Linked DNA regions of Homo sapiens: all the other regions are linked to region 3. The links are chromatin contacts, found by Hi-C or POLR2A ChIA-PET in ENCODE. All regions are on one chromosome and are shown on one strand. Each heading gives the region's core, a stretch centred on a gene start or an enhancer-like site at or near the end of the contact. The rest is flanking DNA. Distances are from core to core; before and after follow the strand shown. Region 1 holds the start of KCNH1 (potassium voltage-gated channel subfamily H member 1). Region 2 holds the start of LINC00467 (long intergenic non-protein coding RNA 467). Region 3 holds the start of RCOR3 (REST corepressor 3).

Evidence for each region. Hi-C counts contacts between places; a loop is a spot of excess contacts on that map. ChIA-PET counts read pairs that join two places held with the same protein, here RNA polymerase II (POLR2A). Pooled maps may share reads with other maps.
Region 1: a loop to region 3 is called in a map of PC-3, with 13 times the contacts of the local background. The contact joins the promoter of KCNH1 here to the promoter of RCOR3 in region 3. A Hi-C loop is called at or near these places in 24 of 168 maps with a recorded cell type or tissue (B cell, CD4-positive, alpha-beta T cell, CD4-positive, alpha-beta memory T cell and 18 more), 20 of 37 single-sample maps with no recorded cell type and 29 of 50 pooled maps. POLR2A ChIA-PET finds 5 or more read pairs at or near these places in 7 of 52 experiments (CD4-positive, alpha-beta T cell, CD8-positive, alpha-beta memory T cell, MCF 10A and 4 more).
Region 2: a loop to region 3 is called in a map of natural killer cell, with 9 times the contacts of the local background. The contact joins the promoter of LINC00467 here to the promoter of RCOR3 in region 3. A Hi-C loop is called at or near these places in 28 of 168 maps with a recorded cell type or tissue (B cell, CD4-positive, alpha-beta T cell, CD4-positive, alpha-beta memory T cell and 21 more), 31 of 37 single-sample maps with no recorded cell type and 42 of 50 pooled maps. POLR2A ChIA-PET finds 5 or more read pairs at or near these places in 10 of 52 experiments (A549, GM12878, K562 and 7 more).

What each region holds. Positions count from the first base shown.
Region 1 is chr1:211,131,605-211,135,700 of GRCh38, reverse strand. KCNH1 (potassium voltage-gated channel subfamily H member 1) reads left to right here and starts at 1,553. Exons shown (of 11, transcript NM_172362.3): 1 at 1,553-1,834. The coding sequence starts at 1,756. KCNH1-IT1 (KCNH1 intronic transcript 1) reads left to right here and starts at 2,327. Exons shown (of 2, transcript NR_046784.1): 1 at 2,327-2,513; 2 at 2,675-3,422. RefSeq lists silencers at 1,372-1,651, 2,146-2,336, 3,563-3,763.
Region 2 is chr1:211,380,988-211,385,162 of GRCh38, reverse strand. LINC00467 (long intergenic non-protein coding RNA 467) reads right to left here and starts at 2,408. Exons shown (of 6, transcript NR_026761.2): 1 at 2,238-2,408. It overlaps LOC124904504 (a long non-coding RNA gene), which reads left to right and starts at 2,419. Exons shown (of 2, transcript XR_007066868.1): 1 at 2,419-2,570; 2 at 2,765-4,175. LOC107985259 (a long non-coding RNA gene) reads left to right here and starts at 879. Exons shown (of 2, transcript XR_001738447.1): 1 at 879-1,892; 2 at 2,209-2,337. RefSeq lists an enhancer at 2,226-2,295.
Region 3 is chr1:211,257,350-211,261,474 of GRCh38, reverse strand. RCOR3 (REST corepressor 3) reads right to left here and starts at 2,109. Exons shown (of 12, transcript NM_001136223.3): 1 at 1,749-2,109; 2 at 1,311-1,367. The coding sequence starts at 1,914. It overlaps LOC105372902 (a long non-coding RNA gene), which reads left to right and starts at 2,283. Exons shown (of 2, transcript XR_922552.3): 1 at 2,283-2,739; 2 at 2,900-3,662. RefSeq lists silencers at 1,531-1,830, 1,901-2,690 and enhancers at 1,393-1,892, 2,395-2,896, 3,171-3,290.

The DNA of each region.
Region 1 (4,096 bases), core at 304-2,803, 130 kb after region 3:
CATGTTTGTGCGATAACACAACTTTAAAAACCTTATTTAAATGAACTTATTCAAATGAAGTGGATAGGCACCAAACTGGCTCAGCTCAGCACCAAATACATTTCAGAATCAAGTTCTCTTCAACCAGTGTTATCTCATTTGTAATAGAACAAAGAACCACTAGACGGAGCTAGGGTTTAAGAAATCACTGTTCTAGACTAGGTAACAGGCGATGGGTAGAAGGCTATCTTAAGGAAAAAGTGTATCATTACTTGCATTTCAAATCCTATGACAGTCTTATCCAACTCTCTGCTAACAGCAATCTGTTTACTTTGTCTCTACACAAGACGAGATAAAGGGTGATATTCGTAATGGCCCAATTTATTTAGTCACTCCAATAATGACGTCTGACCTTGGCACAGCACTTTACAATTTAAGGTGCTGTCCCCATACATAATTCTTGCTTGATCTTCACAGCAACTCTGAGAGATTTCTGGGCAAGAATTAGTTCTTCTGTTTTTGAAATTAATTAACTGAGACAGGATGTCTTTGCAATACATTAGGATATGTCAGGATGGCTAACCCAGACAATTAATTTTCAGGGTTAGTTTTTTTTTCTCTTACATTTTTGTGTTGACTGTTGACTCAGTCTGAAACTAGTAAACTCTCCATTCATTTCTCCTGTGGGACATAGGCTTAGTCTCCCACCGCACCGACTGGGGATACATAGTAAAAAGGCAGGTACAGACTATGTGTGGGTCGAAATCCCCCAAAATAAGTGAACAAACGACCGTTGTCTTAGCCCCTGTCCAGAAACCTTGGGTGTATGTGGTTCTTCCGTATACCAGGGGTCAGCTGTAAAAACTAACTGTATCCTCTGCACTACAGACTACCCTTCAAGCCAAAGCCACGGTTGCTTAATTAATGCTGCCCCTCTCCTGAGCATTCGCCCTTAGAGACAAGTCCACCCCTTTGATGTTTGTCAGGCAGTTTGATACTGATCATACCAAACATCAGGAGCCTGCATTTGTGTCTACGGTAAAAACAACCCAAGACAACTCTTCTGAAGCTGAATCTGCCAGTCACTCTAAATCTGCACTATTGCAATACGACTTCATTAATTACTGCTCAAACACTGGCCTAGAATCAAGGTGGGGCAACTTTCACTAGTCAGGCTAACCTTACAGGAAGGCAAGAAGGTGTTCCCAGAGCCTCACAGGTCCCGGGGGCCCCGGCCTGAAACAGAGCAAAGGAAGAGAGTTACATCAGCACGCTCCCCTAAGACTTGTTGGGGGTGAATCCGCCCTGAAAGCTGCTCACAATGCCCTCCTCTCCACCCAGCCCATGGCACATCCTGAACACATTTCCCGGCTGAACCCAGAGGGTGGCGCTGCCGTCCCAGCCTTGGTCCACGGCCGCCCGCCACTTCCCTGCCTCTGCGGGAGCCCCCCAGCTTGGTCTCCCGCAGGCCGGCGGTGGGGCACGAGCCCGGTAGGGGGCGCCGCCGGCCCAGGCGCCGCTGCTCCCTCCGCCCACCCGGAGGCGGCTGCCGCTAGCCGAGGCCGGCGCGAGTGCACTGCGAGGCGGGCCGCAGGGAGGGAGGCGCGAAGAGGGCGCGAGGGTAGCAGCCAGAGGGAGCCGCCAGCCCTGCCTGCGGATCCCCGCCGGGCGCATGGGGCGCTTCGAGCCGGGACTGCGTGCGGGCCCCGAGGCCAGTTTCCTGCTGTCGTAAGAAGCCGCGCCAGGACGCCCGCCGGACCCCGAGCTGCTGGGAGGATGACCATGGCTGGGGGCAGGAGGGGACTAGTGGCCCCTCAAAACACGTTTCTGGAGAATATTGTTCGGCGGTCCAATGGTAAGAGGTGCATTCGGATTTCGATTACCCGGGCGTTTTATCCGTGCCTTTATTGCAGAACCTCTCGCCGCTCGGAGCCAGCAGATGCAGCAGAACCCGCGAGCTCTGCTAAGGAGCCGCGGCGCGGGCACCCAGGGCAGCCTCCCCGAGGCAGAGAAAGGTGGGCAGGGCGGGGCGGGGTCTGATGGGTCCCCATCCTAACAGGAGAGCTCTTCTGGGGACGCCTTTTGGGCCTTTCTAGCGCCCTCTCGGTCTTATCTCCAAGGATGCGTGACAGCTGCTGAGCAAAGTACTGGGAAAAGTGATGGAAAGCTGGCTGCAGCCGGAGCGGCAGCGCGCGCCCCATCGGCACTGCCCACCCTTCCGCGAAGGCTCTGGGGCTCCCGGGCTGCTCCCAGAGGCGCCGCCTCTCCCCAGGGAGAGCCAGCAGTAGAGACGGGCAACTCCAGGTCCCCGCTGCCTCAGAATGGGAGGATCCGGCTGCCTCCACCTTCCATCCCTGCAACTGAAAAGTCCGAGGTGTCGGGACGTGCTCTCGGCGGCCTGATTCCACCCCTTCACCCACCCACCACTTTCTAGGTGAAGTTAAGGCTCACCTTCGAAGTGAGGGGCAGATGGTTTTCCTGGCGTCAGGTGGGAAGTGGAGGGCACAGGTGCAGAGCGAACTAAATGGTCACAGGTACAAACCTGTTATATTTCCCCTCTTCCAAACCCACAACGGTTTTATGCCACCCTTAAGTGTTGCTCACCTATAAATTCCCAATCTCACCAAACCTATAAATAGATCCATTACCCAATAAACTGACAATCAGCACTCATCTGTTTCCTTGTGGCATTAAGATCGACGGTAGCATGAAGCCTTGAGAGGCGAGAGTCCTAGGAGCGGGGATGGAAAGGAAGAATTCCAAACGCCTTTCGGACTTAACAGAGGAGAGACCCCAACTAAGCACTTGCAGAGCGACTAGGAGTCCTGGCAGTTGGAAGGCGCAGCGCACGAGTTCATCAAATGGCTATATTGAAAGATAGCCAAGCATAAGATGCTCTTTGCAGACTCCTAGAGCCCCCACCCCACCCCTTCCAGAAACAGATGACATTCTTCTACCAGGGAGACATGAGGAGCTAACTTAGGAAATGGGTTTTAATAATGTGTAAATATCACGATTTCAGAGTCTAAGGAGCTTCTGTGTAAAATGATGAGCTTCTGTTTGGATTTAGTTAGGGATTCAGGGGAAGGGCATGAAAAGTGACTTATGCTACTAATAAACACTCTTTAATTAAACAGTGATTTAAGTTTATCTTATAATGAAACACATCAACTAGCATAGCAAATAATCACGTATTATTTAAGTACTTTCTTAGAAATGATCATTTCTTTATTGTGTGCCTCTTAAGAGTGTTTCTGGTCAGTCACCTTTCCTTTCAAGGTCTTCCTTATTCAAACTAAGGTGGCTTTTAGGTCAAGGTCACAGTCATTACCTGGGGATGCAAGGGGATGATAATTGCTATGTGAACAGCCACAATGAACTGTTTTGCCATAAAAAAGCTGGAGTTGTTCATTTATTTTTAAATAAAATAAGAGTTACTGTGCTATTATTGCTATTTTTATTGGACTATTAAGGGGTATGGAGACAATCTTGCAAATTTGGTTATCCCATTGTCAGTGACACCAACTTTCTCATAAATATCAATGACAATTCTATTTTTCAGTAAAGAGGCAGTGCCCTGTAAGTTAGAGGGGAAACCCAGTACCTAATGTATACTGTGTATGTTTTTGAGTGGAGGGAGCAGGAAGAGAAACTTACATGTAAAAGTCACAAGATGCCTTGGGTTTTAAGGGAACCTTAAGAATCTTGGAGCTGTGAAGGCAGAATACTGTCTATTTTAGTTGATCTTATTAGAGCCACTTTCCCTCTGTAATCATAGAATGTGAATAGAATAAGTCACTGGGAATATTTTTAGGATGGGCATTGTCATTTCAACACCAGTTTCAGCAGGTTGATTTCAATTAACCAATCAAATGAATAGCATCAAAAAAAATGAAGCATCTTGGGAGAGTTGGATGAATTTTTAAAATTATTATTTCAGAATAAATGGTTCTCATCTTGAAATATGGGACTCAATGTTTAAAAGGTGATCCCTTTTATAATATTTCCTGAACACAAATGGAAGAAAAAATGTGAACTCCTAGAAATATCACAATATCTGCATGCATTATATTATTTTACTGTGGTGGAAAAAGTCTATTTAAAGATATTGATTGTC
Region 2 (4,175 bases), core at 1,159-3,658, 120 kb before region 3:
GTCCCAGCTACTCGGGAGGCTGAAGCATGAGAATCACTTGAACCCAGGAGGCAGATGTTGCAGTGAGCCAAGATTGCACCAGCCTGGGTGACAAAGCAAGACTGTCTCAGAAAAACATAATTTTTATATATTTAGAGGGTACGAGTGCAGAATTCTTAGATGTACATATTGCACAGTGGTGAAGCCTGGGCTTTTAGTGTACCCATTACCAAAATTGTGAGCATTGTTCCCAGTATGTAACTTTTCAACCCTCACCCCCCTCCCATCCTCCCACCTTTTGTAGTCTGCAGTGTCTATATGTACGTGTACCCATCACTTCTCAGCTCCTGCTTTAAGTGAGAACATGTGATATTTGGCTTTCTGAGTTATTTCGGTTAGGATAATGGCTTCCAGTTCTATCCATGTTGCTGAAAAAACATGACTTTTTAATGGCTAAATAGTATTCCATGGCATACACACACACACACACACACACACACACACCACCACATTTTCTTTACCCAATCCTCTGTTGATGGAGGGTCTACAGATTTTATCAGATATTCAAAATGAGAAAATTGTACTCTGAATCCTTCAACCTTGTCTCTGTATCGAGAACACACTACAGGTGGGGTGCAGTGGCTCATACCTGTAATCCCAGCACTTTGGGAGGCCAAGGTGGGAGGACTGCTTGAAGCCAGGAGTTCAAGACCAGCCTGGGCAACATAGTGAGACCCTGTCTCTACAAAAAATACAAAAATTAGCCGGGCATGGTGGTGCACACCTGTAGTCCCAGATACTCAGGAGGCTGAGGTGGAGGCTGCAGTGAGCTCTGATCACGCCACTGCACTCCAGCCTGGGCGACAGAGTGAGACCCTGTCTCAAAAACAAACAAACAAAAAAACAAAAAAAAACACTAAAAACAAACTACAGCCTCCACCTCCCTCAATAGTGAGTACAGAGTTATCACTCCTCTCTCTGAAATTAGATTTATAATATTTTAGTGACCTAGCCTAACCTTAACATTTTACAGATGAGTAAACACATCTAGCACTTTTACCTGATTTGTCCAAAGTTGCTCTTATACAATTTGTATTCTGTGCAACTGAGATGGGATTTATCTGCTATTTTATGTGGCCTTTTTATGAAGGCCTTTTCATGTTTCTCCTTCAGGTCGGAACTAAACCTCAGAGTTCTTCAAAACCCCAATTACCTTTATTGTCTTACATAAGCTAGCTGCCCAAATGTTTGCTGAGAATAGTGATAACCATTGTCATATTGAGGTAGAGGAAGGGGGCTGGTTGGTGGGTACTGGTTTAGGGGTACTTTTTTAAGGAAGCATGAGCACATTTTGGATATGCAAAATATTATTAAGTTTAGAGCTTAGATTTGGAAAAACAACACTTAAGCGTCTGTGTAAGGAGAGCTCTGAGAAAAGGGTTTTCAGACAGAACCCAAATTTCTCAAGAAGAACCCTCTAAACAGCATTAAGGAAAAAAATTCCTCTGTAGAAGCAACTAAGAAAAAAAGGAATACTCAGTATTTGGGAAAGAGAAAGGAATGAATGATAACAACACCAGATTGAGTAAGCTACACAATAAATCCAAATTTCAGCCCTACCACATCCAACCTATGTTGCCTTGAGCAAATTATTAAACTTTTCTGTGCCTCAATTTTCTCATGTCTGCCTACTTAAGGACTGCGTGGGAAGATTAAATAAAATGCATGTAAAGCACTTAGGTCAGTACCTTACTCTTAAGGCACTCTTAAGGGTTTGAGAAGGAAGGGAGGGACGTTAAGTGGAATGGTCCTTGGTACATTTTTGTTCCGCGGCAGTAGGATTCTGAAACAGAGGACATAATTACAAAGAAAGTTGGAGTAAGAAGTGGTGGTGCGGGCATCACATTTTCCTGGTGAGTATCTGAGGGCCCATCACAACTGTAGGAAGCGGAAGGGCTAATAAGTGTCAGGCCAAGAGCACACCCTCCAGGGTGCATCTGAGAAGTCGGCGGCCGTCGAGTATTAGCACTTAAATACTACGAGAGCTTTCATGACAAAGGACACATCTTTTGGGGAAACTCAGAGCTTGGGAGCGGCCTCATTAGCGGGGGACCGGGCAGAGGGGGGCTACCAACAGTCCCCTCGGAGTGACCGAAGGGAGATTGAGGAAAGAGTGAGGTGGGAAGAAAATGGCGGCGCGGCTTCTACCGGTTTGCCTTCACACTCTAGCCACAGCCCCGGCTGGAACGGTCACTTACTGGAAACTGCAGAGAAACAACCTGTTTGGTCCGACTTGACAACCTCAACCGGACCGAAGGTGCTGAACAACCAGTGCGGCGAGCGCCGCGAAACCCAACGCCCGACCGCGTAGGGAACGTCACAGCGCGCGCACGCGCAACAGTCGACTAGAAATGTCCGGCCTACGCCACAGAGCGGGGCGGGAGCGGAAGCGACTCTTCCGGTCGCGGGAGCCTTAGGCAAGAGCTGCTGGACTGGAGGGAGGGAGGGGAGGGGAGGGGAGGGGCGCGGGGACTCAAGCCACGGTTTTTGTGTCCGCGGCTGCACCCCTCTCGAAGCGTTTTCACGCACATGTGAGAAACCTCACACCCTGGGGCCGATTTCTTTAGTAGATTGGCGCCCAAATGGCAAAGATTTCCAGGGATTTGTTTGGGATTCCATATTTTTGTAGATTTGCCGAGATTGGATACTAGTACAATATTGAGAATTCCCGTCCAGCAATGTGGCTATTTTTTTAAATTAATTCAGTTCTCCCTTTGTTTTTCAGGTAAAGCGTTGCAGTTCGCTTGGTGTTGTGCGCATTTAACATTTTTTCATAGCTATTTTTGTTATTGTAGTTTGTTTTTACTAATAGACTATTAATCCATTAGTATCCTTGTATAAGAATGGCTTTTGATTGTTGATCTATCTGGACACTTCACTAAACGTTCGTATTCTAAAAATTTGACAGGCAGTCCTCTTTGATTTGTAGGTAAGAATTTATCTGTAAAGAACAATTTTGGCTTTTCCCAAGAATCCAGTGCAACACTGAATAGTAGCCGGAGGTACTTATTTCTTACCAGGAGTTATTTTGGATTGCATCTTAGGTTTCATTCAAGATATCTTCTGCAGGTTTATGGTGTGTGTGTGTGTGGGTGTATAGGCAAATTATGTTCTTTTCGTAGTTTACCATATCGGTTTTTTTTTTAATCAGCAAATGACTAAGTTTTACCAAGTATTTTCAGTATCAGTCTTTGAGATGATTGTATGGCCTTTTTTCCATTACTCTACAATAAAATAACTACAATAATAGATTTTCTAATGGTGAGCCAAACTTAGAATCCTGGTATCTTATTTTTTCAATATATTGCTGGATGCAATTTGCTGTGTAGTTAATTTTGGATTTTCATGTATGCACCTAAGTTAGATTGGCTTATGGTTTTCTTTTGCTGTCCTTGTCTAGTTTTGGTATCAGGTTGTGCTAGGAGTCAGACAGGTTAACTTATTTTTGTATGACCTGGAATAGACATAGCATGTGTGAATGATACATTTCTTAGGTTTTGAAGAACTCATCTTTAAAGCCTTCTGGGTGTGGTGCCATCTTAATGGATAGTTTTGTTTTTTATATAGCGTCCATCGTTATTGATACCTAGAATTTTTTCTTTTGCTTCTTGAGAAAATTAGTTTTTTCTAGAAAAGTATTGGCCGGGTGCGGTGACTCACGCCTGTGATCCCAGCACATTGGGAGGCCGAGGAGGGCGGATCACGAGGTCAGGAGATCGAGACCATCCTGGCTAACACGGTGAAACTCCGTCTCTACTAAAAATACGACAATGAAAAATTAGCCGGGCATGGTGGCGGGCGCCTGTAGTCCCAGCTACTCAGGAGGCTGAAGCAGGAGAATGGCTTGAACCCGGGAGGCGGAGCTTGCAGTGAGCTGAGATTTTGCTACTGCACTCCAGCCTGGGGGACAGAGCGAGACTCCATCTTTAAAAAAAAAGTATTTCAGCTATATTTTCTAACATTTAAAAAAATCTCATATTGTTCTCAACCATTCTTATATATTCTTATATATATATTCTTATATATTGTATTGGAGTCTTTTTCTTGATCATATTTATCAAACCAGCTTTTGGTTTTATAGATAAAATCTGTCTTAAAAGTAATTTCTCTTTCATTAATGTATGCCTTCATTAATT
Region 3 (4,125 bases), core at 860-3,359:
ATAGTCTTTGAATAAAATGTATTCCCAGCCAGTCATTTAGAAGGCAACCCAAATCTAGTGAACACTCTTGCATCACTGTTTTCACCTATTAAAAATGAGACTGTCCCGACTCATTACTTTTCATCCTCCTCACTTGGGACAGGAGGAAGAGCTGCTATCTGAAATCCAAATGGTTGGTAAATATCATTTTGCATTGTCTTAATGGGGAGAGGAGGAACAAAAAAACACGCCTCTGTATCCTAATAATTAAACATTGTTTCTCTCCAAGAAAATACAAGTAAGCTCTTTAATATCTAACATAGAAATCCAATGTCTGACACAAACGCAATATTATGGGCACTGGGCAAAAATTGACAAACTGTAAGGAGGAAAAAAAAAGGTGGGTCCCTTTCAAAGTCTGTCCAAAGCCTTAACTGAGAAGGGTCTCAGGCAGGGTGGGGAGAAGGAAACGCGCTCCACTCCGAGAGGCTCCAGCAAGGGCGCCTCCATATGCGGAACTCTCGCCCAATCCCTGCACAGGCTGAAATCTCGTGACCGCCGGGGAGCCTGTTTGGAGAAAAGTAGACAGGGAGCCCGCAAGCTGGGTTGGCAGAGGACGCTGGAACCTGGCTGGTCGGGGAGAAAATGTCTCCTTGGCAGCTGCAGCCACTGTCCTGTGGTCTAACTTCCCAGAGCTGGCTGGCGAGCGAGGTGTGCCTGCCGCTGGCGTCTCCCCACCCCCTTCCCCCACCCCTTTCTCTCCGCGGCTCCTGCACTCCGCAGAGCTGCCGCGACCAAAGCTACACCACCTAGCCAAAAAGAAAGAAAAGAGACAATCCCGGCTGCGCACAGGTCGGCAGGGCTCGCCCTTGGCTTCCCCGGCCGGTGACAGCCGCCCTGGCCTCTGCCACCCGCCCGACAGAGCGCGGCCCTCGGCGCCGGGGCGAGCGAGGTGGCAATTGACATTTGCACGGTTCGTCCATACAGTCCGCACGCCTGCTCCTCCAGCCCGCGGCCTCGGACCCTGGACTCCGCCAAGGGCCGTCTCCCTCTGCTCACCCCGACCCTGCCCCAGGCTCAAGGGCTAGGAAGGCGATGCCCCCAGCGGGCAAGTGGCCTCCGAAGGGAACCATGTTAACCTTGCAGTGCACACATCTGCCCACACGCCCAGTGTCACAGCCCGGCCAAGCCTGACAGCCTCCCCGCCACGGATGCCTGCCCAGCCCAACCCCGCATCCCCTCCCGGCCCCATGCCCGGACTCCTAGCCCGTCCACCCCAAACCAAGCCCAGGAAAGGGGATATGAGATTTTGCTTAAGCAAATATATCTACCTGGATCAAATTCAGGGATCCGAGCTTGGTATTCGGCTCCGACTCTCATCCCAACATCTGCAAAGCAATGCCAAAAAATATATATAAAAAATAAAAAAGAAGAAAAGAAAGAAAAAGGAAGAGACACTTAAAAAATAAAAATCGCTAGATGGAGGAAAGAAGCGGCGGGTGGATGGGAAGATATCAACTCGGGGCACTCCGGGAGATGGCAGCGGATTGGGGGCGGGGAGCGGGGGGGGGCAAAGGCGGAGGATTGGTCGAGGGCGGAGGGACGGGGGGTCGCGGGGGTGCTGCTGCACTGCACCGGGAGTTCGAGGCTACCGCAGCGCCCAGGCTCTGAGGGGAGGGAGGGCGGGAGAGCGGCGAGGGGAGGGGGCTGGGGGAGGGGAAGAGGGAGGGGGGCAGGCGGGCTGGCGGGGAGGAGTTCGAGGCTACCACCGTGCTCGTCGTCGCTGCTGCAGCCGCTCTCGGGCTCTGAGTAGTGCAGCCCGCCGTTGGTGGACGAGGCGCCGCTGCCGCCGCCGCCTGCCGGGCTCTTGGCGCTGCCGTTGGCCGATCGGTTCTTCCCCAGTAACTCGGGCCCTTTCTCCATCATGCCGGGCATGGTAGAACAGGGGAGGGGGAAAGGTGAGGGGAAGAGGCAGGCGTCAGGGTGAAGGCGGAGATGGCTTAGAGCGCGGGCGGGAGGGAAAGGAGGAGGAGGAGGAGACGGCGGCGGCGGCGGAGGAGGAGGAGGCTGTTAATATGGAGCCGCCATAACCGCCCCGCTCCGGCAGTAGCGCAGTCGCCTCACAACAACCCGCCCCGGCCCCGCCTCTCTCCCCTCCTCCCTCCGCCGCCGCCCGCCCCGCGCAGTCCCGGGCGCCCCTCGGCCGCACCGCGCTCTACGCCGCCGCCGGTATCACTCCGCTCCGCAGGGAGGTTCCGGCCGCCTGGGGGGAGGGGAAGGGGGGAGGGGCGGGGAAACCCCGCTCGCAGGCAGCCGGGCCACCCCAACCAAGCGCTAATAAAATCGCCACCGAGGCGTGGCCGCCGCTCGGGCTTTCTTCCTAGGGGGCGCTCCGGAGCGCGGGCGGGAGATGCACACGAGGGAGCGGGACTCTTTGCCCTCTCTGGGCGGAAGGAACGCGGTCACCCTGAGAAAGGACCGGCGCGACCCGACTGGGCGACCGGGGGGAGCGGCCCCCCCCCTCTGCGGACCGGGCTGCAGGCACGGGCCTGAGCGCGGCGTTCCTCAGATGTCTGGACCCGCAGGCCGCTCAGTTTCCCGGTGTCCGCTGGCAGCCTCGAGCTAGGGGCGCGCTCTGGCCCGCGGTGCAGTCGCGCAGTATAGCAGGGCGGCCTTGGGGCTCTGAGGCCCAACCGGCGAAAGAAGTAGACTCGGCCCTAACCATCTCGACGCTACAATTTTTGTTTCTGGATCTCTGAAGTAGGGCCCAGTTCCCGAGAGAGAGTCTGGGGATGACGGGATGAGTTTCCGGGGCTGAGCGATGCAACTGTTTTTTGCTGAAGCCCCTCTCCCCGATCCTAACCCTACTGTCTTATTCTTACCATCTTTCTTTCCTTTTTTTTCTTCTCTGTTTTAATAGCTGGGGAGTGAGTGCTGTGGAGTGAGGGGGAAATAAGATAAACATGAGACCTGGCCCAGTAGACGCGTTTTCAGTTCTTGCTGACCTGCGGTCTCCGCTTGGAGCGCTGGGGGAGAGGGCGGAGTCCCCCGGCAGAGGTGAAGCGAGAGCTGCTTTCTGGCAGCGTTTCCAGCCTGGAAGGAGTTGTGCTCTGTAATGCTTTTCTGAATTGCATTCGGCGAAAGGAGTAGGAAACTGCGTTTATTCCTTCACCAGATTTGAGGGCATCTGCTGCGTGCCAGGCTGCCTGGCATTGGGGGCTGTTTATGATTTTCTTTTCCTCTTTTTCTGATTTCTTCCCCCCCACTGACGAATAAGTAGAAATAAGTGAGGATTTAACTGTGAGCCTCTAGTATGCAGATGTATGCTGAGCGGTATTGGGGTTCAGCAGATACTCTCCAAACACTTGAAAATACTGTCTTGTAATAATTCTATTATGGGTCAATCCAGAGTGGATCAAACCAGAAATGAACGTCTCTGGCCAGAGCAAACCTTACTGAGAGAAATAATATATCTAACTCAGGAATTGAGCCAAGAAAACCCTGGGAAGTAAATATTTCTGAAGTGAAAAGTCTCCTGTGTGTGTACAAAACTATCTGGTTCTAGTAGTAGAGATAGTCTCATCTCTCTATTAAAGCTTAATGTGATTCCATTAAATATTTGAATCATAAAACTGGACCTTTTATTCTGTTCCTTTTCTCAATAAATGCAGTTCTGAATATTATTTTAATTCCCGTATAGTTTTCCTACAAGGAGAGAATGCCCTGGCCAAATGAAATGAATAGCCATTTTCCTTGACAGTCGTTATTTTTCATTACAAATTAATACACTGGTATGTTGGTCTTTATGCAGCAGTTTCTAATGAACATGATTCAGCTTCTTTGGTCCTGTAACACAAAAGCTAGACCCTGTCAAATGCTCCTCACTCTGAGGCCTCTGAGCCAGCCAGCTTTCTAACACCCAATGTTGTGGCACTCCATGCAGTTTCCTGCAGAAGGGAATCTGCATATAGATCAGGAACCAAAACGTTGGAAAGATTTAGGGACCTTTGTAACTTCTGTTTATTAGTAAAACCAGTAAAGTGAGAAGATTCCATTCGAGCACAGCACAAAAGGGCAGACGCAGAGAAGACTGCATTCCACAGTTAGGAGAAGAACCTGGGCGAGGGGAGAGTATGGCATTTTTTA